Linked DNA regions of Homo sapiens: region 1 is linked to region 2. The links are chromatin contacts, found by POLR2A ChIA-PET in ENCODE. All regions are on one chromosome and are shown on one strand. Each heading gives the region's core, a stretch centred on a gene start or an enhancer-like site at or near the end of the contact. The rest is flanking DNA. Distances are from core to core; before and after follow the strand shown. Region 1 holds the start of ZNF254 (zinc finger protein 254). Region 2 holds the start of LINC01224 (long intergenic non-protein coding RNA 1224).

Region 1 (2,700 bases), core at 5-2,504, 670 kb after region 2:
ACGATGGCTCACGCCTGTAATCCCAGTAATTTGGGAGGCTGAGGCGGGTGGATTACCTGAGGCCAAGAGTTCGTGACCAGCCTGGCAACATAGTGAAACCCCGTCTCTACTAAAAATGCAAAAAATTAGCCAGGTTTGGTGATGCACGCCTGTAATCCCAGCTACTCGGGAGGCTGAGGCAGGAGAATCGCTTGAACCCAGGAGGCAGAGGTTGCAGTTAGCCAAGATGGCGCCACTGTACTCCAGCTTGGGCGACAGAGCTAGACTTCGTCTAGACAAAAAATAAAAAATAAAAAAAAGTATAAGAGATCATAAAATATGTATAAAAATCTAGAATGGTCAAAAAGACAAATTTGATGGACTTTATTTTTGTTATTTTATTTTATTTTTTGAGACAAAGTCTCGCTCTGTCGCCCAGGCTAGGGTGCAGTGGCAGGATCTTGACTCACTGCAACCTCAGCCCCCCGGGTTCAAGGAATTCTGCTGCCTCAGCCACCCGAGAAGCTGGGGTTATAGGCGTGCGCCACCATGCCCAGCTAATTTTTTTTTCTTTTATTTTTTTGAGACGGAATTTTACTCTTGTTGTCCAGGCTGGAGTGTAATGACGCGATCCACGCTCACTGCAGCCTCCACCTCCCAGGTTCAAGCAGTTCTCCTGCCTCAGCCTCCCGAGAAGCTGGTATTACAGGCACGTGCCACTACGCCCAGCTAATTTTGTATTTTTAGTAGAGATGAGGTTTCACCATGATAGTCAGGCTGGTCTCCAACACATGACCTAATGTGATCCGCCCGCCTTGGCCATCGAAAGTGCTGGGATTACAGGCGTGAGCCACCGCGCCCAGCTGATGGATTTACTTATAACGGTTTATCAAATTAGCTTTAGTGCTGATAATACATTATTACTAAAGTAAAAGTTGATTTTCTCTTGAACAAAAATTATATGTATTATTAATATACATAAAATATGTTTGTTCACATTTTGAATACATTGAAAAAGAGAGAGAGCAAAAAAGATATAGAATTTTCCCATGCTCTGGGGTGGGCCTGGCTCAGCTCAGGGAGGAAGCCCTGCCCGATAAGGCTGCAGCTTAGGCTGTCACTCTTTCTTCAGCCTAGGGTGTGATCACATCTTCTATCACTCAGGGTCTGAGTAGGCGGGGCCTTAAACGTTATCCAACTAGGGACGTTGGGCTGGGAACTGTCCAATCAGGCACACAGCTGGACTGGACAAAGCGGCTTCCGGGATATGGCGGGGCCTTTGTCTCTCGCTGTCGCCGGAGTCCCAGGTCTGTCTTCACTGCTCTGTGTCCTCTGCTCCTAGAGGCCCAGCCTCTGTGGCGCTGTTACCAGCAGGTATTGGAGATCCACAGCTAAGATGCCAGGACCCCCTAGAAGCCTAGAAATGGTGAGAATGCCAGTCCGACATCCCGAGAGAGGGGAGGGGGCTGGTTGGAACTGGTGGGAAGCGGCTGTGGCGGGACTCAGGCCTCCCCCCAGTCAGCTCCACAATCTGCGCCCAGCTCGACCTCAGTCCCCTTCAGAAATAAGATGGCGGCTGCGCTGACAGCCAGACCCCCAGGAGTCCTGTTTCTTCCCTGCGCAGTGACTGTGCCCTGTCCTGGAGCCCTCTCTGGGCAGCTGTGGACCCGCAGCCCCGCGTCTCTCCCAGATTGTTCAGGGACCCGGGGAGGGTCGTCAGGGGAGAATCCTGACTCGGGTTGCGGGTTCATGAACGGGAAGAGCTTTGGTCTGTGGGGTTCCCAGGCCCTCTTTTTTCCCATTAAAAATTTATGGGCGTCACTGCAAAAATATTAAATACTTTAATAAAAGAATGATTCAAAAATTGTACCACACCCAGCTGTGGTTTGTACTTTTGTGGTCCATGGAAGGGGCCTGAAGAAAAGATTGTTACAAGGTTCATGATAAAGAAAACCAAATTCAATAATTGGCTAGGTACAGCAATCTAGGTTGTCGTTTTTTTTTTTTTTTTTTCTTTTTTTTGAGACAGAGTCTCACTTTTTTGCTCAGGCTGGAGTGCAGTGGTGTGATCTCGACTCACTGCAACCTCCGCCTCTTGGGTTCAAGCGATTCTCCTGCCTCAGCCTCCCTAGTAGCTGGGACTACAGGCGCCCGCCACCACAATTTTTTTATTTTTAGTAGAGACGGGGTTTTACCATGTTGGCCAGGCTGGTCTCCAACTCCTGACCTCAGGTGATCCACCCACCTTGGCCTCCGAAAGTGCTAGGATTACAGGCGTGAGCCACCGTGCCCAGCCTCGTTTCTTAATTTTTACATTTAAGGTGGGAATATCCTGGTTATGTAATCAGAGCTTAATTGTCAGCTTATTCTTGGTTAAGCAAGAATTTTGTTTCCGCTAATGTAGTAATTTACCAAAAAATGCTCTTGAGTTTAGATTTTTTTTTTAGAAGTAGAAATCCGGGGACTAGAGCCACCTCAATCTAATTGCCTGCCACTTAATTATTTTCACACTCCACAGGGGACTGCTTTTTTCCTGAAATTTTCACATGTATCCCAAGCAGGGCCTCAAGTCCACCCCTCATCCCCTATTCCTCCAGCCTAACTCTGGCTTGCAGGAAAATACTAAATTTCCCGTTTTGTCTGACATTCCCAAATGCCAATGTCCCCTCCCTAATTCACTTTATCATCTATTTGTCCTTTAGGGTAGATTTTGATACCTGT
Region 2 (2,700 bases), core at 1-2,500:
TCCTGCTTGCCATACATTAGGAAGTCACAGAGGAAAACCAGTCCTCCTGTGGAGTGTTATTTAAAAAGCAGGAAATTAGACTGAAGGGGCTCTAGTGCCCTGTGTTCATAAGTAAAAAATGTAAAACCTATCTCGGATTCACTTCTTATAAATTATTTTAGGCAGAAACAAAATTCAGGCTTAACCTGCAATTAACCTCTGATTACATAACCAGGAAATTTCCACCCGAATCATACAAATAAGGTGACTACATAAACTGTAACCAATTCTTGAATTTGGTTTGCCTTCTCACACGCCCTTTTCAAAACCCTTCCCTTTTTGCCTTTCAGGTGGCCCACATATTATGGCTGGGTGCTTTCCATTTCACTAATCACTGCTCAGATAAACTCGTTAACGTTTTAACGTTGACTCCCTTTACTTTGCAAGAGAAGAAGCTGGGCGCGGTGGCTCATGCTTGTAATCTTAGCACTTTGGGAGGCCGCGGCGGTGGGGGGATCACTTGAGTCCAGGGGTTCCAGACCAGCTTCCACCATGGCGAAACCACTTCTCTACTAGAAATACAAAAATCAGCCAGGCGTGGTGGTGCAGGTCTTTAATCCCAGCTTTTCGGGGGGCTTAGGCACGAGAATCGCTTGAACCTGGGAGGCGGAGGTTGCAGTGATCACGCCATTGCACTCCAGCCTCGGCGACAGAGCAAGACTTTGTCTCAAACAAACCAACAAAATGTTTAACAAAAGAGACTGGGAGCCCCACCGGCCACAGCTCCTCCTACGCACACACGAGTCGGGATTCTGCCCTGATGACCCGCCTGGCATCCCTGAACAATCTGGGAAACACTCGGGGCTGCGTGCAGAGCTGCCCAGGGAGCTCCAGATAGGGCGCCGCAGGGACTGGGCGGGACGCGCGGGTCATTGCTGCGGGCCCAGCCACCATCTTGCGGCCAGAGGGACCTGGGACGGAGCTGCGCCAGCAGGGACTCAGGTCGGCAACCCAGGAGCGGTGAGGAGGCCAGTCCCGTCGGTTTCTCAGCCAGCTCTCCCCTCTCGGGATGCTCAACCCCTCACACTCACCCTTTCCCACCTTCTGGAATGTCCTGGCATCTTAGCTGTCTGTGCACGTCCCAGGACCTGCAGATCACAGGGCAACAGCCTGTCACCGGCTGGGGCGAGAGGGGGGCAGAGGTGGAGGACGTTGAATAGCAGAAAGCGATCCCAAGCTCTGGCTGCAGCGAGAGACAAAAGCCCCGCCAAATGCCGGATGCCACGCCCTCCTCTCCAACTGTGCCACTGATTCGATAAAGCACCAGCACTCGCCCAGTACCACTCCCTCCACCCCCAGGAAAACAGGCTAAAGCAGGGAGTGTCAACCATAGGGAATTACAGCCAATTAAGAAGTAAGCTGAGACTTGAAATGAACTTGCTCTTTCCCTTACCTGGGTCTGCTTGTATAATGCATCTTATTTGCTACTTAAGGGTAAGAAAAGAACATTTGGATTATTTTTGTTTGTTTGAGACTGAGTTTTGCTCTTATTGCCCAGGCTTGAGTGCAATGGTGTGATCTTGTTTCACTGCAACCTCTGCCTCCCAGGTTCAAGTGATTCTCCTGCGTCAGCCTCCCGAGTAGCTGGGATTACAGGCGCATGCCACCACACCCAGCTACTTTTTGTATTTTTAGTACAGACGGGGTTTCGCCAAGTTGGGCAGGCTGGTCTCGAACTCCTGACCTCAGGTGATCCTCCCACCCCAGCCTCCCAAAGTGCTGGGATTACAGGCGTGAGCCACCATGCCTGGCCCATTTGAACATATTTTAACAACTTTTTAATGATTTTGATAATGCAGGAAAGACCCTCATCCCATCCCTGAGTACCTCTCTCATCATGCTATACCACGCTGTTGACCACATCGTGGGATGGCCATTAGGAATGGGGCAGGGGTGGGGGAAAGCGGTGGCTGAGAATGGTTAAGCAAAAATTATGTTACCCAAATTTGTTTATTTTAGAAAGACTTCTCAATCATTCTGTGTGAAGTGTGTATTCCAGGGTAATTGTGCCCTGACTGCACTGCATCTCAATCTGACTTCTCTTTTTTAAAATCACTGGATTACTGTCACTAATGGGGTATTTTATTTTCTATTTTATTTCTATTTGAAAATGGCCAACTGTCCTTTGTGGGTGTCCTGATTTGATTTGCTGGGTTAGACCATGGAGGTAAGAGTGAGGAAATATTGGGTCACATCAGAATAACTTATTCTCATTTAGAGAATATATAGGAATTTTTTCTTTTTTGAGATGGAGGTTTGCTTTTGTTGCCCAGAAGGGAGTGCAATCGTGTGATCTTGGCTCACTGCAACCTTCTTCTCCTGGGTTCAAGCGATTCTCCTGCCTCAACCTCCCGAGTAGCTGGGATTACAGGCTCCCACCACCATGCCCTGGGTCTGTCAGGGTTTCATCATATTGGCCAGGCTGGTCTTAAACTCCTGACCTCAGGTGATCCACCTGCCTCGGCCTCCCAAAGTACTGGGAATACAGGCATGAGCCACCGCGCCCAGCCAGGAATTTCTTAATAATATATAACAGTTTTCTCAATACCCATTTTATATGTATATGTATGTGTATATATATATATATATATATATATATATATATATATATATATATTTTTTTTTTTTTTTTTGAGACAGTGTTTCACTTTTGTTACCCAG

What was found. ChIA-PET counts read pairs that join two places held with the same protein, here RNA polymerase II (POLR2A).
Region 1: POLR2A ChIA-PET joins it to region 2 with 13 read pairs in WTC11. The contact joins the promoter of ZNF254 here to the promoter of LINC01224 in region 2. POLR2A ChIA-PET finds 5 or more read pairs at or near these places in 5 of 52 experiments (GM12878, H1 and WTC11).

Annotation. Positions count from the first base shown.
Region 1 is chr19:24,085,933-24,088,632 of GRCh38, forward strand. It overlaps ZNF254 (zinc finger protein 254), which reads left to right and starts at 1,255. Exons shown (of 4, transcript NM_203282.4): 1 at 1,255-1,405. The coding sequence starts at 1,376. RefSeq lists enhancers at 1,301-1,380, 1,431-1,480, 1,541-1,630.
Region 2 is chr19:23,414,824-23,417,523 of GRCh38, forward strand. LINC01224 (long intergenic non-protein coding RNA 1224) reads right to left here and starts at 1,251. Exons shown (of 5, transcript NR_126449.1): 1 at 1,071-1,251. The region is part of intron 2 of LOC105372335 (a long non-coding RNA gene); the gene reads left to right. RefSeq lists enhancers at 218-875, 876-1,531.